Regions from separate parts of the Homo sapiens genome. Here all the other regions are linked to region 2. The links are chromatin loops, found by intact Hi-C in ENCODE. Cell type or tissue: IMR-90. All regions are shown on one strand.

Region 1 (8,000 bases), 190 kb after region 2:
AGCAGAGGCTGGGGGAGACCACTGGGCTAGTGGACTATACTGGGGCCATAGAAGACTCAGAGAAAGCTGCAGCCCACAGGAACTGAAGTGCAGGCCTCCCCAAGCTGAGAGGTTGATTCACAGGCTCTGACAGCTGCAGACTTCAACAAACTTCAGCCAGGAAGCAGAAAGGTACACAAAGGACCTGGCCCCAGAGAGCAAAAGGAAGAGAGGGCCCCTATCCCAAGGACTTGACCTTATCCCTTCCTCCAGTAGCATGCATAAAACCTCCTCCTCATATTCATTCTAAAGCCATTTTAGGGATGTCAAAAGAGAAAGAGGAGGCTAGCTGAGAGGCTGTCCAAACTTATTCAAATGAAATTTTTAATTTTTTAATGGCTATTTAAATTATCAGCTCAACTGGATGTTTGACTATTTGTTTAATTTTTTTCCCCAGCTAATGCATTGGAAGGAGCTTGGAATTTTGTTCAGATTAGTTGAAACCAAATGACAAAATAGGTTTTCTCTGCACGTCTAAGTTATGAGTTTAATTTGCCACCTTGCTGCAGCTTTTAAAAATAATAAAAGAGACTTGCATAGTGAGAGAAAAAAATAATAGAAATGATGAAAGTCCAGTTATCCTTAATCATATTGTGATGATGTATAGAACCATATAAAGCATAGAGTCACAGGGCATTTGAAGGCATTTGAACTCTCCATCCCCAACTCTGCTTCTGGAATCACTGCTATTACCTGCTTGGAAAATAGTCCTTTTTGCTCATTTTGATATGAAAATAAAACTGCTCTAAAAAGATCAAGTCTGTTAAAAACAAACAAACTTCCCTAATGATTTCTTACATTCTCCAGAGATTGATATGGCCATCACTGAACAAGGCAGAAAATACGTCCATCTCCTATGTCAAAATCTGATTTTTCTATTTATTTTGCCACTGTCTTCTGGGACATCTTTAGGAGATAGTTTTCCCCTTCCGTTGTCTTTCCTCAGGTTGTAAATCAGCAATTACTTAGTTCCCAAAAAAAAGTCTGAGGTTATAAATGGGGGTAGACAGTAATTTTATCTGCGAGAGATTAAGATATCATCCACTTAGTTTGGTGACAACAGAGTGCAACTGAGTGCATTGCTTCCTGTTCATCCTGGCTCAACTTTTTCTTCTTTCTCTCTGTCTACCTCTCTCTCCCTTTCTGAACTAGCCGACTTTTCTTTTTAACAAAATAATTCAGGGTATAACCACAAACTTGGTAAAATTCCCAAAAGTAATCTGAAAACATTCTTCTTAAAACCTAAGTGACAAGTAAGTCAACTAAGCTAGTGTGTGTGTGTGTGTGTGTGTGTGTGTGTGTGTTACCAAGTAATCCATTGAAACAATAAAATTCAAATAGCAAAAACAACTTGCAACAGCATAATACATCTGTTTATTTAGTTAATATTACAATGGTAACAAGTTAAGAGCACTAAATTTGTATCCTCTTAGAAGGATAATGATTAAGATTTTGATTTGTAAATTTCACAGTTCTTAACCATTAAAAATCTATTTTCCAAAGGAGTAGTAATATATATTTTTATTAAGGGACAGATCTAAACTTTCTGATTTATGACCCAAAGCATATTTGTTCATTAGTTTAAGCAAAACATTAGGGATATCTTAACTCTTGGTTACTGCTTTCAGGAAAGCACAAAGTTGTTGAAGCAAATATACACAAAACGTATTTTTCAATAGTGATTTTAACCATTGTATATCATGTCAATGAGTGAACCTGAGAACCCCAGATTTAGTATCTCCAGATTGTTGTAATACACTCTGGCTTAAACAATCAACCAACAAACATGTATTTAGTGCCTACTATGTACAAGCCAGCATACTAAAGCAATACAGGAAATATAAATAATTAAAATTATTGGTCCTCGCCCTGCTCAGGCTTCCAATGTAGTTGGTAATATTAAACACAGACACAAATTATTTCACTTTCAATGTCCTCAAAAAAAGTGATGATGTTAACTGGATCATATGTAAGAATCACCTCTGCTGGAACCCAGAGGGAGCAGGGGCATCTTCAGCAGTGATTAAAGTCTCTGTCTGAATTAGATTCCTCAGCTCCAGGTTTGAGTGCTGCTTGCACTCCTGAAACTGAAAGTGTTCCAGCCAGACTCACACCTGTCACCATCAGTGGCTATACTTAGACTCATGGACTCATGACAATGGAGCAAGATAAGTATACATATGTCCACATCATATATATAAATATATATACACTCAAATTATATATAGGGTGATGTTCCCCTATATATGTCTCCTGGAAAGCCAGGAGTTCAGGACTTTCCACTGTGCATGGAGAGGAGGATAACCCACATTATCATTTATGTATTATCCTAATAAGACAAACAAGAGACTATAGTAAGAAAAGTATGAAAAATCTCCAAACTTCACTCAACACAATCAAAAATAGAAAAGCTAGAGGAAAGGATGAGATAAGAGGGCCCAGCATTGAGGAGAGGCGTTGAGATGGCCAGGGAGTGGGGCAAGAGCTTGCCCCTACTTCCACTTCCATGCCCGCCCCCAGGGTCCCAAAGAAAAGACCTGGGGCTAGGCAAGCAGAGAAAAGGAAAGCAGAGACACATTTTCCAACACGACAAATAAATTAATAAATATATATGTTAAACAAGAAAATAACTTCTTAGGCACCGCTTGAAAGGCAGCAACCCTCTAGAGACCAGGCAGGCCCCACTCGGGAGCCTGCAGGTTGCGGCGACACCGCCAACACTGGCGGACTCTGAAGACGTCGCCCTAGGTCCCCCGCCCCTGGCGCCCGGTCTTTTGAGATACACTGGAGCAGGAAACCTTATCTATTGTTACTTTTAGGTCGGCTCCTCCGGAAACTTGGGTGAGGGAGAAAGCCAAGGCGGGCTGCAGCCCTGCAACCGAACCCCGAACCCCGAACCCCGGGGAAGGTGTGCCCTGCACTACCCTGCCCTGCCTAACGCAGACGCGCGGCCCGGGAGCGCCCAGCGCTTGGTCTTTGAAAACGCGCAGTAGGAGGGTGATTCCTATTACGCGCCCACACTCCGACCCCGCAATCTTATAAAAACTCCTCATTCGGCTTGTTCTCAGCTCCTTCTTTGCTCCAAAGGAGGGCTTGGGTGGGAACTCCAGAAAGCCTGGAGTTCGAAGCGCGGGACCTATTTTACTAAGCACCTGGCTCTACTCTGGGTGGAGTGAGAGTGGTGGTGGCGGGCGGGCGGCGAGAGGGGGACAGGGGAGGGCAGGGAAAGATGCACCTTCACCCAAGAGTAGGAGAAAAGACCAGCTGCTTAGATCTTTCTCAAGTCCAACTTTCCTTAAGGTAGGGCTGCGCAAAGGGAGAGCGGTCATTCCCGGGACTCCAGTAGGGGCACCAGACAGAACCTGGACAGCGGCCCCGCGCGGCTAGGGACTAACGCCGAGGGAAACCCGTGGCGGTATCCGTGGCTCAGCTTAAACAAACAGAAATAACGACTGGAGGGGCTGAGGATCAGAATGAGTTGTTAATGAGTTCGTGATCTGCACTGGCGGGACGGTGCGGAAGAAAGGATAGAAGTTGCAGGGTAGGGAAAATAGAAGGAGGGTCAGAGGAGTAAGCGCAGTGGAGGAAGGAACAGAAAGTGGGAGACCCAGAAAAAGGTAGCCTGAAAGCCTTCCCAGTTTATAAGCAAAGCTCTCACTTCTACCATTGTCGCGCGCCTTTCTTGGGTTCCTCCATCAAAGGCTGTCAGTGTCCTAGCCCCACGTTATCCCGACAGCACCCTGGCGCCCTGGATACCGTCCCTTTCGCACCCGGCCTTCCCTTCTCATTCTCCCCCTCTTTTGGCTCAGGGCCCCTGCGTGGCCCGGGCTCAGAGCCCCTGCGTGGCCCGGGCTCAGAGCGTCGTGATCCGGGACGTGCAGGTGCCATTACGGAAGACGCCGCCGGACTCCAGGTTCTCAGGTTGGAAGTCTTCCACACTGTAGGCACGGCTCTTGAGCGCGGTGGCGTAATAGTCAACCGGCTCCTCCGCGGCGTTGTCCATCCAGCTGAGGCATAGGATGCGTTGGAAAGAGCGCTTGAAGTTGTCTGAGAGAAAGCCATAGAGGATGGGGTTGGCGCAGCTGTTGGCATAGCCGAGGATGACCGACAGCTGACTCACCGTGGCGTCGTCCTGCTCAGCAAACACGTTGACCAGCTGCACCACGTAGAAAGGCATCCAGCAGATGACAAACACCATCACCACCATCATCACCATTAAGGTGATCTTGCGCTCCGAGCGCTTGCGCTGCTGCCAGCCGGCCTTGAGGGCCACCATGCGCATCTTAGCAATGATGAGCACGTAGCACAGGCAGATAGCCCCCACGGGCAGCAGGAAGCCCATGAGAAATGTGTACAACACGAAGCCCACCAGCCAGCGTTGAGCGGGCTCTGGCATGAGCATGTTGCAAGCCACCGTGCCGTCGCTGTTGGCCGCGGTGCGAGAGAAGACCACGATGGGCAGGATGACGAGCAGCGATAGCACCCACACGCCCAGGTTTACTACCTTGGCCACGGTGGGCCGGCGGTAGCGGGCCGCCTTGATGGGATGCACCACGGCCACGTAGCGGTCCACGCTGAGCACAGTCAGACAGTAGATGCTGGTGAACATGTTGACCGCGTCCACGCTGAGCACGAGGCGGCAGAGCAGCGCACCGAAGGGCCAGTGGCGCAACAACGTGGAGGTGACTAGGAAGGGCACGCTGAGCATGAGCAGCTCATCAGCAATGGCCAGATTTAGGATGTAGATGTTGGTGGCCGTCTTCATCTTGGCATAGCGCAGGATCACGTAGATGACCATAGAGTTCCCACACAGCCCCACCAGGCACACCACGGAGTAGATGAAAGAGATCAGGATGGCGCTGCCCTGGCCCTCGCTCAAGGTCCCGTTCTGGGACGCATTTCGCCCTGGCTCCTCCATGCCGTCCGCAGCGCCGGCCCCGGGGCCCCTGCTGCCGCCGCCTTCGCCGCAGCTGCCCGGGCTGGGGCTAGGAGAGGAGGAAGGAGAGGAGGCGGTGCCATTGGGGAACATCCCAGCTGAGGGGGGCCAGTGGGGCTGCCAGGGCTGGGGCTTTCTCCTCGCGCACCCGCCGCCTGCGCCCTCCCTCCCCACCCGACCGCTTGCCTGCAGCCCACAGCCGCCCAGCGCCTCCGGGTAGAGCGCAACCGCTGCGGGGAGCGCGGCTCCTACCGGCGCCGGCGGGGCGCACAGCCCAGCGGTTGCCTGGGCTCTGCAGTTTGCAGCTCCGGGGTGCCCGGGCACAGGCGACCGTGGAGAGGAGAGGCCAGGATGTGGGAGCACCGCACGGCACAGCCATTAACTGGCGCGGCTCTGGACTGGTAAATGATTAATAGGCACCACCAGCGCGTCAGCAGCTACGAAAAAAGGGGGTGGGGTGGAGAAAGGGAGGAGAGCACATAGGTGGCTTGTCCCCCCCGCCCCCCATTTTTTTCCTTCCCAGTCCTGCACTCTGCTCAACTTTAGTGGCTCCTTCCGGGGTTCCCTCGCAGCACCATCTGCCTCTTGCTCTCAGAGGAACCAAGAGAGTTCCTCGGCCTTACTGGAGGGCGGGTGGGAACCAAAGGTATAGATTCTGTCTCATTCCACTCCTCTCCTACCCAAAGCAAAGACTCAAACGGATCCATGAACATGGATGTCTGGAGTTCATCTCAGTTTCCCTCCATTGCTGCCCTTTTCTCTGGAGACCCCAGCTTCTCTCCCGTCCCGCAGTCCAGAACCCTAAATTCCCTCTTCCCACCCTCGCTTGCCTTGCAGCTCAGACCCGCCAGGGAAGTTCCGGGCCCTCCTTACCCAAAGTGCGCAACCTCCAGACTGAGACGTAGATGGTCGGTGCAAAGTGCATGTGCGGTCTGTTAGCAGGTTGACGATCTTCGCGCAGACCAACTCCCTTCTTTGCGCCTGGCCCCAGCACAGGTGCCCACGCAATTACTCTTAGAATCGCGGAAACTGGCCCTAAGCTGCGAGCGTTATGAGAAGAAAGGACAACCACCGTGCGTTAGGGGCTTCTGCGCTATAACACAGCAGGCAGCTTAGGCTATTGGGAGTGTTCAGGGACCTGAGTGAACCATTCGCAAATCTCTTAATAAAGCTCGTAGCGCTCAGAGCCCCCCGTGTCTCCCACAGGAATATCGACTGCAGAAACGAGGACGCGCAGCTGGGAGCTCTGGAGGAGCTTGAGACTCCCTCCAGAAACGTGCCAGGCGCGGTGTTGGGAATCCACCTAGGTGTTCACTCGGGAAAGATAAGGCTGCGCCGCTTGGAAGGGCTCCACCCGCGTCCCTGCTGTACTTTGTACCCTGGAGAGTTGGCGGGTTCTGGCAGACGAGAGTTTAAAGGCTTGGGCGGGCGGGGACGCCAGCTCTTCTAAATCCAGGTGAGGAGCTGCCGCCGTGCGATGACCAGACCTGTCACCAACCCCAGGAACGGCAGGGCGACATTCGAGTTTTTCCGGGAAGAGCTAGGATGTCAGCTCTTTCTGAGGCTTGATTTGTGAGCTGGCTCTGGGTCACGTGCCCAAACCATTAGGAGATATCAATGTAGGCAAGCCTGAAGCTCACTGACTTCATTTAAGAATCAAAACGGTTTTCCCGTAAGAAAGAATGTATGTTCCGTTATCAGGATTTTAAACGAACCCTGGGACTTACCACCATTCTTACTCTAGGGTCTCTTTGGCTTTCCAACTGTTCCTGTGGAAGGAAGAATCACACTCCATGCAACTTCCCTGTTCCTTTTCATAAACGTTGCTTTGCTCGGTAAGATCCCTGCAAGCCTTTATTTGAAACTAGCCTGTTCACAGGAAGAGTGACCCGCAGCAGCTTAGTGCTCTGCCTCCTTCAAGCTTTGCTGTCTCCAGTTTTTCCTTAGTTTCTCCTTCTCCTCAACCAGGCTGTGCCCGCTGTACTGTAAGTCTCAGTTTTCCTCCTCTCAGTAGAGTTTACTCCAAGGAGAGGCTAAACTCCTCATGGAGGCTATCTGTACCGGTCCAGAATGAAGAAATGGATGCAGAAATTAAAAACAAAAAAGTATATTTCCTAATGCCCTGTTGCTTTATCCAGGTAATCACTTACATATACTGCATGTGTTTTAGTTCCCAAAACTAATTGTCTTGAACAGGAAAGAATAACTTCTGTAGTGTGTTGATGATAGCAATCAAAGACTAAAATAAATGACAGACTTTCATAGGAATGTGTGCAATTATTAATGAGGAATGTGCTAGGATGGAATTTGAAATTTCATACGGCTGAAACTGTTTTAACCCATTATTTTACCTGAACAAATTGCCTTCTTTAAAGTGGAATGTACAATTGGTGTTTAGTTATATTTATTTTTCCTTTACAAATACAGCACATATGGAGAGAAAATAAATGTTCATTAAGTTAAAAGAAAAGAGAGTGGGTATTGTCCCAGAATCCCAGAAGAGCATTTTACTAGCCAAGCCTCATATAATGCCTTAGATGCCTCTGCCAATCACTGACTAAAGACACCTGACTATCTGTACCTCTGGGAGCTTGGATTTCAACAGTCATTATTTAGATGCCTTGGCTTTGATCATGGTTGCTCTTTGGGAAGTGTGTGATGGGAGTCAGTGAAAAACAGCTCTGTTGTTCAGAATTTCATTAAATTCACTTTCAGCTCATCTTAGGGAAAATTTCTCTCAATTTTGTGGCCTCATATACAAAAGAAGAAAACTTAAGACCTGACGTGAGAATGCTTTTTATTTTTATTTTTTTGAGATGCCACTTTTCACCCACTAGGATGGCTATAAGAACATTTTTAAAAACAAAAAATAAACGTTAGTGAGAATGTGGAGAAATTAGAACACTCATACATTGCTGGTGGGAATAAAAAATGATGCAGCAACTTCAGAAAAAAATTTTGGCAATTGCTTAAAAAGTTTAAAAGTTTAAAAGAATGACCATATGAGCCAGCAATTCCACTTCTA
Region 2 (8,000 bases):
AGAGACTCAGAGACTGACAATACGCTGAAATTAAGAATGCGAACAGGCCGGGTGCGGTGGCTCATGCCTGTAATCCCAGCATTTTGGGAGGCTGAGACGGGCAGATCACTTGAGGTCAGGAGTTCGAGACCAGCCTGGACAACGTGGTGAAACCCTGTCTCTACTAAAAATATAAAAAAATAGCCGAGTGCGGTGGCACACGCCTGTAGTCCCAGCTACTCGGGAGACTGAGGCATGAGAATCTCTTGAACCCAGGTGGTGGAGGTTGTGGCAAGCCGAAATTGTGCTACTGCACTCCAGCCTGGGCAACAGAGAGAGATTCTGTCTCAAAAAAAAAAAAAGAATGTGAACAGAAGACATGAGAATTAGGCCAGAGTAAATAGGAAAGAGACCATTCTTGATCTGTGGGCTTCCTTGGGCCCCAGCAGGCAGTGGAATTAAGGCAAGTGTCCTATAGCTTAGGAGCCTGCCCTAGCCACTATCAAGAAAGGGTGCCAATTTGCCCATTACTCAACACCTACAATGAATCTTGCTTCCGATGGGCCTCAGGGTCATGGGATTGGCCTTCTGTAGGGATTGGTACCTGGCAGATAATCTGCCTGTAGCAGGACTGACACTCTTGCCTGTGACATCTTCTGAATATAATAAGATCCTGGGCCATAAGTCACCCACAATAAGATTTCGAATTGTCAGCAGAGTGAAGTTCAGTGTTTGCCTGAGATCTGGTCCTGAAATGTAGTCTATCTGAAAGGTAGTCATAGCTCCCTCAAGAGGGTTGGGAGAGATTCATAAATTTTCATTCTGTTGTTCCCTGACGTTATTCCACACATGTAAATTTTTAAAGCATACTCTGTTAATAGAACAGGAAGGAGATAAAAGTGAAACTCAGAAAAGTGGATGGCAAGAATTCTGCGAAAATTTAATTATTGCCATCCACAAAAGTAATAGGTAATTCTTGAATTTTAAAAATTAAATGGTTACTTGATTTCACATATATGTCTGTGTTAGGAGATGAGACAGACCAGGAATCTGAAAAAAATAATTCTAATCTGCATGTGCATATGCATGTGTCTTTGTGTAATAATTTATAATGTGCAGACACCAAGTCTCATAGAATTCTATCTCTATGCAATAGGAGGAAGAAACTGAGACCATTTTTATTTTAACATTCATTCTTCATTATTTCCCTAGGGCATTTTTTATTTCAGATGGTTCATTCTTTTCAAAGCCCATAAGTCTCCTTAGAAAAAATGTTCACCTTGGGAAAGTAGAGACTCCACACTGAATCTTGTGCGGCTCTTTTCCTGGCCATGGAATATTTAAAATGAGCGCAGAGGAGGGATGAGTGTTTTGCATTTTATTGCCTTATGCTCTGCATTTCAAGGATAATCCAAATATCTAAAATGTGTTTGCAGTAAAGCACCCCTTCCTGCTTGCAGTGTCCTTGAATACCACTGAATGTGTCATCACTCTTCTAATATCAGTAGCTGAGAATAAATCTAACCACCATGAGGCTGTAAAACATAAGTGTTCCCCATAGTAATACTAAGATAAATGCAGAGTCATATCAGTAATACTGCCCTGGAGGTAGAACTTTCTGCTGGAGCTTATCATGTGTTTAATGAAAGATGCAATCAGACAAATTAAACGCCATATATTTTATTCATATTCATGCAACTGTTCTTTTAATCATGCCCTTCCATGAAAGGCCAAGTTGAACCACTTCTGTTTCTAGTCTACTCCACTCACCCTGCCCAACCCTCCTCTTATAAACAAGAACACAGGCAGCCCCCTGGGAAAGGGCTAAGACAAATGGAGCACAGCTGCTGCTCTGGAGAAGGGGGAAATTGACTGTTGTTGTATCAGATCACCACTAGTCTTATTTTTCTCAGTCAGCCATAAGCATCCTGTGTCTCTTTAATCTAGAGGCAGCTCAGAGGCCTGGGGAGGGAGAATGCAGGGCAGACAGGGCTTGGCACACAGACAGGCTGGCCCTATTGTCAGCAAAAGGGAGGTCTAAATTTCCAAAAAGATCTTTAGCAGAAAACAAATAGAACACAAGCATCAGTAGATTTACTTACAGAGTACAGCTCATTAAGTCTCCTCTACCCAGCTAATTATAGTCTAGCTTTGCCCCTTCCCTCACTTCATTCAGATTGGGAAGGTATGGGAAATAAACTGAATTCATTTGGCACCTCATTACTGAGTATGGTTCTCTCTGGGTATAGGTGTTTTGTTCTAAGTGTGTTTCTCTTGACGACAGTGTGTAGTTAGAATTGGCTTTGTGGCTCAATAGGAGTCTGTTTCTTTTCATAGGAAAATTCAGACCTTTATTGACATGACAGAAATGTTTGCTTTTAGTTCCATCACCATATTTTATGTTATGACTTCTGTTTTTGTTATGTCAAAAATATTTTAGTGTGTATTTTTTCCTAATGATTAACTTTGTCCAATAAACTGAATCCTCTCTTTTTTAAAGTACGTATACTGACTCCCTATTATGAGCTAGAGGTGAATTTAAGACATGTCCATTTTAACCCTCCTCACTCCTTCGCCTCTACTACCTAAATTTAAGTTAATTATGCTTTTTTAGTGTTTATCTTTACATTTCACAGCTTTATTTCTTGCTTTTCCATTTTAAATGTCTTTGGATCCCTTGGCTACGAGAGATCAGCCTGTTTACAAAATCTGCCCTTACCGCTCCCTTCTTTGCCAAAAATTATGATTATAATCATTTCTATATGGTGGGGGATGAAGACATTTACATTCTGGTCTACAATAAAAAATTACTATTTTTATTTCAAATCCTAAAGTTAAATGGATTTAATGATCACACCCATGCCTTTTACCTTGGAAAGCTAAAGCTTGTTCTCTTCCACTTTTTAAGGAACTGAGGAAATGTATATTCATTGCATGTTTTTAAAAGTTTGTCTTCGGATTTTATACATGATCTGTATTTTGTGGCTGGGTACGTAAATCTCAGTTTACACTCATTCTTTGAAAACTTTATAGTCATTGCTTTGCTATTTTGGGAACTGTTAGCAAATTCTTTTAAGTATCAGGATACACTTATCCAGCAATTGACCCAGAAATTCCACCCCTAGATATTTGGCCAGGAAAAATACCAACATATTCCCATAGAAATATTTGAATATGAGTGTTCATAAAAGCTATATTCACAACAGCCAAAGGCTGGTGATAATTCAAATTCATATCAGAAGGAAAATGGATGAATAGGTCATGGTGTATTTATACAATAGAATATTACTGAGCAATTAAAAGAAACCACTGACACACATGTCAACATGAATGAATTTTGTAGACAGCATATGGAGCAAGAGAAGGCAGATATAACAGTGGTCAAACATAGGTTTTGATATTTTCCTGCAGGAAGAATACTGCACTAAGCCCTAGTGTGTAACCAGCTAGAAATGTAACTTGTGAAACTCAAGCCTTTCTAGGCTTTGACTTTGCATCTAAAAAAGGAGAAGTTTAGATGAAATTATTTCCAGCTTTCTTAGGGTTCTAAAATCCAGAGACATTAGTCATTTATAGTCTGCAGTAACACAGCTAAGAACTTTGAAATTCACATAAAAGAACATTAATCAAGCGTTCCATCCCTTAAAGTGTATGAGTTGTAATCTCTAATAACCTTCCAGTTTTAACACAATGGTTTCTAAAACATTGTGAGGAATTGCTACATACCCTAAAAATGAAGAATGCAGGCCTGAGTGAATAAGATCAAGTTATATCAGATTTACTAATCTATTTCATTACTCATTGCTTATATATCATTTCCTCTTCTCTACTAATGGTCAAGTTTTTCTTATTAATTCATCAAGTATGTATTGAATGTCTATCTTAGAACTGTATGCAGGTCCATAAATTTGTTTTATTATTGGTTAGGGAATTGACTATTATGTTTGGGTGTTTTTCTTTCCTTAATACAATAAAACAAATTGAAAGGTTTCATTCTCTCTTTAAAAATTAACTTAAAGTAACTTCTGATTAATATGTTTTCTCCACTTGCTGAGGTTTTCTTTTCTCCAGTGAGGTCTCTGTTCATAAACAAAATTGGGACTCACGAAAGATGTAGCTCTTCAAGGAAAGAAAAGAGAGTAGCAACTATCCCTAACAATTTTAATTATTTCTAGGCCTTAAAAAAGTACTATTTAAAGCTCTAATTTAGGTATAATTTACGGCTACTTAGAAAAGTACATTTGTTTGATTCCAATAGTATTCCAGTGTAGTCTAGTTGGTCTAAAAAATCCTAGATTTTAGTGCTGCTGCCATTCTCTAAAAAACTTAGATATATAGTTGAATTTTGTTTTTTTTTTTTCACTGCTAGTTAGACAACAGCAATCCCAACATTCTATGTTTGTCAGACTCTAGAAACTAAACCTCACATAAGGCAAGAAATAGAAATCACCATCCCAAATCTCAAGCTAGTCCAACAGAGAAGTTTATAAATGATTTTAACTCTGATCATGAGGGCATTGTTTATTAACCTGTCTAGGACCTGTTTAAGGGTTATAGGAGGGTCCTCTTTATTCCCAGTGAAGGCAATTGTGAGGTAAAATGAGAGTATCAGAGTTCTCCATTCCTGGAGTGGACTAATTTTTCAGAGCTGATCTCTAAATCCTTTACAAAATATTCAAAAGCCTTTTGGTGGGAGCCTTTTTGTCTAACAAAAGTACACGCTGTGACATTTGGGCATCTGCTCTGCAGCTTTGGCTACAGCTAGGGGTGACTTACTATACTCATGTGAAATTTCATCCGCACCTGCTGGATGTCCTGTAACAGGTGGCTGTTTCCTATGGATGGAGACCTTATCTTATACTCGGCATTTCCTATAGATCCTACCCAGTGGCTTGTATACCACAGGTAGCCATTAATTACTTGGTTAACCGACATTTCCTGCTAACTACTGTGTTTCCTGTAAACATAAACTTTAATTAACCCCTTTCTTAAAGATTTTTCTCAAAATAAAGAAAATATTATAAGTACCTTTCTGGGAAATATTTAAGTAAGAATATAGAATTTCATGTCTGAAATAATTAGTGTTAAGCCCTACTTGGATTGAAGACAATAACAGTAAAATAATTGCATGTTTGTTTCCAATCCTTCATTCCTTCCCATATTCTTGCCCTTTGCCCCATGACTTGGAGATTCCTTCAATGAGGGGTGGGGGATATATCCCCATCCCACTGAAGTCGTGGGAACAGTGTTTTATGACAATAACCGACTTATTCAGGCAAGGACACAGAAAATAAGACTGTCTTCCTGAAGATGATAACAGAAATCCTTCTCAGGTATAGTTCACAGATCAAGCAGATGAAGAGATTTTTAGTAGGTGATAAAGGCATTTTCACACTGCCATCGTGTTAAGTATTCATTTTCATTAAAGAGCAAGTGGTTACTTGACACCTTCTGAGATCTCCTAGTTGTTTAGTACATTTGAAAACATTGAAAAAGCATCTGTGCTCGTGTTTAAGATATATGCATTCTATTGTATCTCCCAATGAAGATAAAAAGCCACATGGTCCACCTTTGTAGACTACAAAAGCATGTCCCAGGCTCAGAGAAATCCTCATGAGTCATCTGACCATTCCAGTTGCAGGGCAGACACAATCTTCAAAGAAGACACATGTAAGTGCAACAAATAATACCTGAAAGGACTTTCCTATCATTTGGACACTCTAGGATAATATGTGTATGAGAGAGAGAAAGGAAGGGTATAGATAGGCTGACTTTTAACAAGAGGATGTACACAATATTTAGCACAGTTTAAGGAACAGTCCTGGAGAATGCTGGTGGCAGAGGCAAAAAGGAATATAGAACAAATTGAAAAGCAACCATTGACAATCAATAATATGTAGACAAAAAAGAAAGAAAAGTATCTGACTTCCAGGCCAGGGTAGAGACAGCCCATGAGCTTTCATTCTCTCAAGACCGAAGGCAAAACAACTTATCTGTGCAGAAGGAAAACATAAAAAAGGTCAAAATGTGCTCTATGGTCATTTAGAGAATAAGTGAAAAAAGAACAGGATGGAGCATTACAGAGACAAAGACTTAGAGAACCACAAAGAAGGTACATTGATGGGGAGGGAGGGAAAGACAGGATGTAAGTTGTGTTCTCCGTTTAGCAACAAGGACAGACAGTAGTGTTTATAAAGCAGTGTTTACAAAGGCAGGGAAGACCATACAGTTCTGCAGGCCAGGAAAAAAGAGCAAAGGGCTTAGTGGACTGAGGTGAGGAGTGATGGAAGAAAGCAGCAAGATGCAAATAGCTATTCAAAGCTAGTAAGAATGCAGAATAAATATGAATGAAAAAGGCAAAAAGCAAAAACACAACACAGAACTTTGTTATTAATAGAAACAATAAAATATTAACAATTGTGGCAAGTTTGATCTTTTTTCCCCTAGAAATAAGTTAAGTTATTAGATCTTTAGGGAACATATATGATACTCTCTCCAAGTGATAATTGACTTTGGTTTTTTTTCACATTATCTTTTAAAATGCAATAATTGTCACAAGCAAAAGAATTTGTGTGTCTACACATGCATATCACTGATATGTGAATTATGAAGTACACTAATAAAATGAATATCCAAAGGTACACCACCCAGACCTAAGTACCAGAATGTGACAAGAATTATGTATCTACCAGTGTGCTGTACTCTTTTCCCTTCTCTCTGACTCCCTCTCACACATAGCCTTTGTCTTAGATTTTCACATTACTTTTCTGTGCAACATGTTCCCAATGAGATTTTTACCAAGTTCTAGGATTTCTCTATCAAGTTGAGTTGGTTACATTCTAAAACTTGCTTTTCTTGTTAAACTTATCAGAGAAGAATAAAATCCAAGAGTTAATTCAATATTTTCACATTTCTTAACCAGCCCCTTTCCCGTGGTCTAACTCCCCTCCCTGCTCTGTCCCCTGGAATGTCAGCATGGTTATTGGCTTGGCTCCTCTACTGACCTTAACACAAACTGAGTCCACTTTCCAGGTGGTCTATTTGCTAATGTGGGAACGCTGCAGGTAAGATTTCATCCCTGTATTACCCAGGGAGTTAAGATATTTCATAATCAAAGCAAGATCGAGGCTGTTAAATGGGGTATATAATTTAAAAAAGAATGTTTTGTTACTTCCTGCAACACATTTACAATCATGCGTATAAGTACAAACAAATCCATAGCTTCTTTGGTTTGTGCCTGCTGCATCCACATGTACTTTGTAAGATTTACAGATACTTGCATTTAAAGCCATCACTATTTCTAATTTCTTGGACTTAAGTTGTTTTTAAATATTAAATGACTAGCAAAACAGTCCCAGTATAGAGCTAGGAAAGAACTTCCTTAAAAACTTATGTAAAGAAAAAAAGAAAATTTGAAAAGAAAGAGAGAGAAAGTGAGCGCACAAGAGAGCCTGTGTTATATTTCATAGTAAATTGTTCTGCTTCTCAATTCAGTTGATTCTTATGATGCTACCTACTTTGTGCAATGTCAAGGTTTCCAATTTGTCTGACTCATTCTTCTTAAGCAAAATAAAATTGTGTCTCCTTTCTCCATTTTCTTGTAAAACATTTTATGTTTATATTTTTCTCAGTGCTTCACAACTGATCAAATGATCCCATCTATATTTAAAGCAGAAATAAAATTTTATATGATATATAAAAGTACATAATAATTATAAAATATTAATTTTACAATGCAATGTTGTTTTTAAAAAAGTGATATTAAATCTCTAAAAGACACAACAGGTATCCCCCATACTTACCTATTAATTATTGCCCATGACACTATGCCAACCTCGTTTTCAGCTCAGAACAGAGAATGTGCGTAACAAATAACTACAATTAGTGTTTTCCTTAGAAAGGGTCAAATTACATAATGACTATGAAGATGTTTAGAAATGCTAAAATTATAATTATTCTTTTATATGCATAATAGAAATAAAATGCACCAAAATGCACTGCTCTGACTAAATATTTTTTTG
Region 3 (8,000 bases), 110 kb after region 2:
ACAGCCAACTGATCTTCAACAAAGCCTACAAAAACATAAATTGGAGAAAATTCAATAAATTGTGCTGGGAAAACTGGGAGACCACATGTAGGAGAATAAAATTGTATCCCCATCTCTCCCTTTATACAAAAATCAACTCAAGATGGATCAAAGACTTAAATCTAAGACATGAAATCATAAAAATTGGAGAAGATAACATCAGAAAAACTCTCCTGGACATTGGCTTAGGTAAAGAATTTATGACTAAGACACCAAGACAAACACAACAAAAACAAAAATAAATAGATGGGACCTAATTAAACTAAAAAGCTTCTACACAACAAAAGAAATAATCAGCAAAGTAAACAGACAAGCCACAGAGTTGAAGAAAATATTCACAAACTATACATCCAACAAAGGACTAGTGTCCAGAATCTACAAGGAACTCAAACAAATATCAAGAAAAAAACAAATAATCCCATCAAAAAGTAGGCAAAGGACATGAATAGACATTTCTCAAAAGAAGATATACAAACAGCCAACAAACCTATGAAAAAATGCTCAACATCACTAATCATCAAGAAAATGCAAATTAAAACCACAATGAGATACCACCTTATTCTTCCAAGAGTGGCCATAATTAAAAAGTCAAAAAACAATAGATGTCAGCATGGATGTGGTGAAAAAGGAACACTTTTACACTGCTGGTGGGAATGTAAATTAGAACAACCACAATGGAAAATAGTATGGAGATTCCTTAAAGAACTAACGGTAGAACTACCATTCAATCCAGCAATCCCATTACTAAGTATCTTCCCAAAGGAAAATAAGTTATTATATGAAAAAGATACATGCACGTGCATTTATAACAGCACAATTCACAATTGCAAAGATATGGAACCAACCTATGTGCCCATCAATCAATGAGTGGATAAAGAATATGTGATATGTATACACCATGGAATACTACTCAGCCATAAAAAGGAATGATATAATGTCTTTTGCAGCAACTTGGATGGAGGTGGAGGCCATTATTCTAAATGAAGTAACTCAGAATGAAAAACCAAATATCATATGTTCTCACTTATAAGCAAGAGCTAAGCTATGTAGATGCAAAGGCATAAGAATGATATAATGGACTTTTGGGACTCAATGATGGAGACGGGGAGAGAGGTGAGGGATAATAGATTACATATTGGGTACAGTATACACTGTTCAGGTGACAGGTGCACCAAAATCTCAGATATCACCACTGAAGAACTTACCCATGTAACCAAAAACCACCTGTACTCCAAAAACTGTTGAAATAGAAATAATTTTTTTAACTGGCTTGGTTAAGCATATCTTTTCATTTATTATATTTTAGGTTTTGGCAAAATCTTTAAATATTATTTAAATGTTTTTAATTAGTACTAATCTATTCAGCTTTCATATTTTATTCTCATGCTTATTTGACATATTATACTATTGCAGACATTTATTCACTTATGATTTTTGTGAATATTCATATTTACTGAGGAATAGTACTGGATCCTTATCTTCTCTTATTCCATTTAATTCCACCTTTAAAACACCGTTATATTTATATCCCATGTTACTTAAAATTGCAACAGAAACAACCCTTATCATTAAGTACTTTTTAAGCAGGTTTCCTCAGTTTCTTATATTCCAACATTTGGATGTGCCATGATCTAGTTAATGATTCAGGTGACAGATTGTATTTTCCAAAGATAGCCACAATGCATTTCCCATCTCACCTGCTCTTTTAAGAGGTGTCTGCATTCTTTTCCTTTGAAAATGGCAAGTTTTGACTCATCAGTATCCAACAGAATGAAGCAGAGTGATGTTTTATGACTTCCTAGGCTAGGTAAGAATATGCAGCACAGCTTCAGCCTTGTTTGGGGAAGACAGTGACAGAGCTACTAGAAGGAAAAATAATATAAGCAGTTACTCCAGTTGCTACTGCTGTGCAACAAATTACTTCAATTTTAGTGGCTTAAACAGTGATGATTTTTTTTTTTTTTTTCAGAAATCCTTGTCTCTCTTCTACAATGTCTGAGGCCTCAGCTAGGAAGATTCAGTGATTAGGGTGACTCAGTATGGCTAGAATCATCTGAATGTTTCTTCAAATAATTTCCTTTAATAAAAGATACCTCCAAATTTGGCAGCTACATGCATTATATCTGGGGCTCCACCCCATAGTCAGTCTCTATGGCAATTTAACATTTCTCTTCACCACCACTTAAAAATAGACAAGAAAAATCCCATTTATCAAAATACTTCAGTGGCCATTTGCAGAAGGTATCAGAGCAGATTCCAAGATAATGGACTCAAAGTTACTAACATCAGTGTGATCTGCAAGGGCACAGAGAGTCCTGATTTCTCCCCCTGAATCAGTTATCTGACTCATGATTTCCAAGAGACCTTCCACCTAACATTTGACATAAAAGCTATCTTTAATGTGCCCACCCCCACTTTTTTGTTTCTCATCGGCAGAAAAATATCAAAGTGCAGATTTGCACTTCAAAAATGGTGAAGGGAAGTACAGCTTCATTTGGGAGTTTTCTGATGTTAGATTCCTATACCAAAAAGTATAAAATCTTTTGTAGAATGCATTTAGAAAGGTTCTCATCTGAGGCAAGAAAAAAGGTCTTGAAATAAAAAATTAGAGGATATTAACTCTTTGGAAGCACTTTAAAAATTGCCCTTCTAGGAAGTTGCTTCTATTTTAATCCCTACCTGTAAGTTCAGTTTTCCCAAGGACAAACATCTAGAGCACAGCATAATTATTCTAAGATGAGACATACTTCCACTTTTTAAAAAAGAACAATAGCATTAAAAATCCTGCAAAGAAAAATCTCCAATTCAGAAACTGGAAGCTACTTTCTTTCATCCCATTGTTAACACGTTGTTTTGATATAAAGAATCTAAAGAAACAATCTAGACACTGACTAACTTAATGCCAATGACAATTACAATCTTGTGTCATAAATACATATTTACTGCAATAATTTTAAATGTATTATTTAAAAGTGATATGATAGCCTAGGAGAATATACCAGAATAAGTATTCAAATAATAATTGTCTAATAAGAGTTGCAGTTATGCAATTCACACCAGCACATGCTTAGATTGATGACTTAGCACACTCGTTCCCATGAAGTGAAAAGGTTTACTTCCCAATTAAATTCTTAATGCTTTTCAAAGTTTTCTTGTCCTAGTATTTGTATTTTCCTTAGTATCGTATCAGAATCTTTGCCATCATCATTAGCCAATGTGTTTATTCAGTCATTGTGTGAATAGCTTTGATCTGAGTGTACCAAGATAAGCTTCCTGAAGTCCAGTAAACACTCAGAGTTGTTTTGGAACATGAGCCAACTGCTTTCCTCTCTCACGAACTCTCTGCTTTAATGACTCATGACGCTGAAATAAATTGGAATTTAAACAGTTAGGAAAGATTTATGGACTTAGAATTATCCGGTTTGGGGTCTTAGACAAACCTAAAATTATTAAATATTATGCATATATTCTAATTTTTGCCCTGATCTCCCTTCAAATGAGAGGAAATGGCTATGAAGATATGAATTTTTTCCCTATCTAACATATCGGCTGTAATTGGATTAATAATAACAGGGTTACATTTGTTAAAATGGTAGGTTGAACATATGCATTAGCTTCCATTCCTCATTTAAACCCCAGTAAGACAACAATAAAAGGATTTTTTTAGATAGCATAGCAAGGACAAAGATAATAGGAGAGAACACAATCATGATAAATTTTTGGAAACTGGAAAGCAGATGGACTAGAAAGCTAAATACTAAATTAGCAGTGAGCATCTGAAAAGCAACTTAATTTTATACCAAAGAACTCAAAAAGGATCCACATTAATGATACCAGTAACCCCTGCAGATGGGAGCGGGAGAGATACAGGCTAAAAATTAAATTACAGCCGAAAGTCTTTTTAAAAAAGAGTTTGGTTTTCAGATTCTCTCTACTTTCTTGTGCAGCTAGACAACAGTTTCTTCCTTGCCCTGGGAGTTTTAACATCTCCAGAATATAAAATACACTCTCTCTGTACTGAAAGACTATACAGTAACATAGTGGGTGAGCAGCCAGGCTTTTGTCTCCCAGGTAGGAGATTAGAAGCACATTCACTGAGGACTCTAACTAGTCTAACTAGTCAAGAGAAAAGAGCAAAAATTACTGACAGTGGAGTTTCTATCATACAGGCCACTCTACAGAAAAGCCCTTAGACAATAAGCCACATGCTTGCACACACAGAGCTTTCAATAAACTGTTTAGTTCATTGCTTTTAATTTTCTAAAGTTTGCTGACAAACTTCCTATAGCATTCAAAGAATAGAGGCATTAGAAATTAAAAATAAGGTAAGAATTTTTAAAAGACTCAATAAATAGTTGGAAGATAAAGTTGGACACAAGATTCTAAAAGTATCAAGGAAGAAAAAGTAGGTTTTGTAAGAAGAATTAAGAATGGCTTGGATATCACGAGGACAACAAATGAAGGTTAGAATCAATTGAATAATGCCTCAAAATACTAAGGACATTTGTGGGGTTTTTTTCCTGAAATTTCATACCCAAACAAATATCAACTAAATATGAGAGTAAAATAAAGTCATTTTAAGACATGCAAGGTCTTTCTAGAGGATGTGCTCCATGAAAATGAGGGAGTAAACAAAGAGGGAAAGAGAGAGAGTGTGTGTATGTGTGTGTGTCCAGGAAGCAAGAGAACACAAATATGAATGAAGGTTCCAAGACTACAGAGCTCTAGTAGGCTCTGAGATTAATCCATCTATATTGGAGCAGATTATGAGGCTTTAAGAGGCCTCTCTGAGAAGGAAAGAACAGAACACCAGTATACCTAATGAGCTAAGGGGAGGTTTAACATGTGGAAAACTGGGTGCAAGGTACATATGACTTCTCTGTACCATCCTTGCAAGTTTTCTGAAAATCTGAAATGATTCTAAAATCAAAAGTAGAACTCTACTGGGACACAAGAGTCAGGGAGGTGGTGCATGTATGTAGTAGGTGGTAACTGAAAAGGAGTTAGTCTTCATTTTTCTAAGTCTAAAATTGGAAAATCAAGAGGTTAAAATGTAAACATGTTACTTAAAGATGTAGAAGTCAATATGGAAATACAAAGATGTAACTGGAGAGCAAGTTGGGGAGTACCGGTTTAGTAACAAGCCTAGTTACAGTTTTTGACTTTAAGTCTGTGCCTGTACAACCTGATGAAATAGAAAACAAATTTAAAGGGAAAAGATGTGGTTCTCATATATCATCCAGATTTTCAGTTATTTGAAATTTTAATACCAAATAACATTTCCCATTGCCCTACTTACCCACCCCATGTTACCTTATCAAACCAGATCAGTGATGCTTTCAGAAATTATTTGGTTTGATCAATTCAGTGACTCTAGGAAAGAGTATGCTATTAGTAATAGTTTATGTGATTTACATATTTATACTTTGAATATACATGACCCTACCAAAATTATATCTAAAAATATTTATTATTCTTTATTATTAGGTTAAAAATTGTTTTCTTTTCACATCAAATATTTACTTCCTTTTTTCACAAGGGCATGTTACACTGCCTCCCATTTTGCAAAAGCAAGACAAAGTGCAAATTAAAGGAGTTTTAATGTATATTTAACCAGATATTCCAGGATACAGGATGTAACTTGTGTTTATACTTTTTTAAATACTTTCGAATATAATTATTAGAAAAATACTTAAAAATGGGTAATGTTTACCATAAGAGCCTCCATTGTGTGGTTATTGACTAATTTATTTTTTAATTTGACAAATGATAATTGTACATATTCATGGGTACATAGTGACATTTTAATGCGTATAATGTATAGTGCTCAGATCCAGGTTATTAGCACATCCATAATCTCAAACACTTATCATTTCTTTGTGTTGGGAACATTCAATATCCTCCATCTGCTATTTGAAACTATATATTATTGCTAATTAAAATCATCCTACAGTGGTAGAGAACACTATACTTTATTCCTCCTATCTAGCTGTAATTTTGCATTCTTTAACAAATCTCTCCCTAGCCCTCCCTTCCCCCTACCCTGCCCAGCCTCTAGTACCCTCTGTTCTGCTTTTTACTTCTATGACATCAACTTTTTTAGCTTCCACATATGAGTGATAACATGTGGTGTTTAACTTTGTGTTCCTGGCTTATTTCATTTAACACAATGTCCTTCAGTTCTATCCATGTGGGCACAAATGACAGGATTTCATTCTTTTTAATGGTTGAATAGTATTTCATTGTGCACGTATACCAAATTTTCTTTGACTATAATTAAATTTTCGCATACTGGTGAAAGTGGGGGTCTATTTTTCCCATTTCTTCCTAGTTAATAGCAGAACATATCGTGAGAAAGATCTTACTCATCTTCAAATTTTCTTTTTCTTTCTTTTTTTTTTTTTTTTGAGACGGAGTCTTGCTCTGTCACCCAGGCTGGAGTGCAGTGGCGCGATCTCGGCTTACTGCAAGCTCCGCCTCCCGGGTTCCAGTGATTCTCCTGCCTCAGCCTCCCGAGTAGACTAGCTGGGATTACAGGCACGTGCCACCATGCCTGGCTAATTTTTGTATTTTTAGTAGAGACAGGGTCTCACCCTGTTAGCCAGGCTGGTCTCAAACTCCTGTCAGGTGATCCGCCCGCCTCAGCCTCCCGAAGTGCTCGGATTATAGGTGTGAACCACTGCGCCCGGCCCAAATTTTCTTACCTATCATGCGTCTAGAAAGAATCAAGTTCTCATCTATATAAATTGCACATTTTCTCTGATTGGCATACCGTGTTGAATCTTTGTCCCTTTTCTACCAGAAAACAAGATGTTCTTGTTTAAGTGGCATTTCTCTAGTTCAATAGGTTCCTTGAGCTATTCAATGGGTCCAGTAATAATATGCTAATTTTTTACATTGATTCAAATGTGTTTCAGTAACTCTGTCCTCGTATTGTTCTTGCATTATCTCAAACATAACTTTATCCTTCAATTCATACCACACTGCATCTGCCTTGCTATCCTGCTGTTACCCCTCCTCCTCTCATAACTAAACCAGCAAGACTGAATTGTAGTGGATGGAAAGAAACATGGTAGAAGGGAATGGAAATAAATTTTAAGTCAAGGTTAAATTTTATTTTGCATTTCCAAAGGAATCAATGGATTTGTGCTCTTAAACATTTTTTAAGCACAAATGAATGGTCTATGATTTTAACCTTGTGTATAATTTTGTAACATAGATTTTTATCACAGTAACAGTTAATAAGAGGATTTCATGAATTAGTTTATGTTTTAAATTTTTTCTCCTTACTAAGAAATTTCACAATACCTGAAAAGGACTGCATCCAAACTCATTCCCAGACCTCCCACTGATAAAATTATGCCCAAATGATTGTGCCTCTCCCTACTGGCACTGACCCAAAAATAGAGTTATTGGTATTTTATTTAGTCATCTTTTTCCAGGCATACACATTAATGAAATTATGTAAGAACTGGGAAATAGGTAGGACCAGCCCACCCTGAGATCTAGCTTTGGATAATCAGACTATCAACTCTTTGGCCACTGCCTTTCCCCACATTTAGCCTAGATCTTTCCCTCTGTATTTGTATTTTACACTCTATTAACCTCTTTGCTGTGTCCTGTGAAATAAATCCTCTTCTTTAGTTATGAATGAATTTTCTATATTCTTAACATTTTTTCCCTAATATCTATTAAAATAGAAATAAAAATAATAGCTATAATGTATTAGGTTCTTACTTTTATGTGCTTTACAACAGCCCTACAAATACTATTATTATGTTATTACAATTAAGGAAGTTGAGTCTTTTTAGAGGTTAAATTGTCCAACGTCAAACTGCCAGCTGGGACTTTATCCAATAGATGTCAACACCTGTGCATTTGACCTCCGTGTTATACATCATCCCAAGTCCATACTCCTCACTTATACCACTCATTGCTTATTGCCATTGTTCTCTGACAGC

The links. A loop is a pair of places that touch in the nucleus more often than their neighbours do. Peaks named below come from ENCODE experiments on the same cell type or tissue, not always from the same donor. Only the 100,000 strongest peaks of a DNase experiment are listed, where the experiment ranks them.
Region 1: a loop joins it to region 2, with 7 times the contacts of the local background. A loop is called at or near these places in 2 of 110 quality-filtered maps.
Region 3: a loop joins it to region 2, with 7 times the contacts of the local background. A loop is called at or near these places in 3 of 110 quality-filtered maps.

Annotation. Positions count from the first base shown.
Region 1 is chr14:38,206,458-38,214,457 of GRCh38, reverse strand. SSTR1 (somatostatin receptor 1) reads right to left here and starts at 6,554. Exons shown (of 3, transcript NM_001049.3): 1 at 6,354-6,554; 2 at 5,849-6,015; 3 at 1,391-5,412. The coding sequence starts at 5,068. The coding sequence ends at 3,893. It overlaps LOC124903303 (a long non-coding RNA gene), which reads left to right and starts at 5,171. Exons shown (of 2, transcript XR_007064117.1): 1 at 5,171-5,376; 2 at 6,182-7,243. RefSeq lists enhancers at 3,701-4,403, 4,404-5,107, 6,091-6,752. In IMR-90, CTCF peaks have their summits at 3,412 and 5,235; DNase peaks (open chromatin) are centred at 3,387, 4,137 and 5,207; H3K4me3 peaks cover 4,714 bases; H3K27ac peaks cover 657 bases.
Region 2 is chr14:38,399,899-38,407,898 of GRCh38, reverse strand. No RefSeq gene overlaps it. Among named protein-coding and RNA genes, the nearest start is that of CLEC14A, 150 kb to the right of the region's middle. In IMR-90, no CTCF peak of the experiment used is centred here; DNase peaks (open chromatin) are centred at 1,468, 3,038 and 3,548; H3K27ac peaks cover 2,375 bases.
Region 3 is chr14:38,286,108-38,294,107 of GRCh38, reverse strand. LOC112268136 (a long non-coding RNA gene) reads right to left here. Exons shown (of 5, transcript NR_169588.1): 3 at 1,737-1,901. Among named protein-coding and RNA genes, the nearest start is that of CLEC14A, 34 kb to the right of the region's middle. In IMR-90, no CTCF peak of the experiment used is centred here; a DNase peak (open chromatin) is centred at 3,327; H3K27ac peaks cover 419 bases.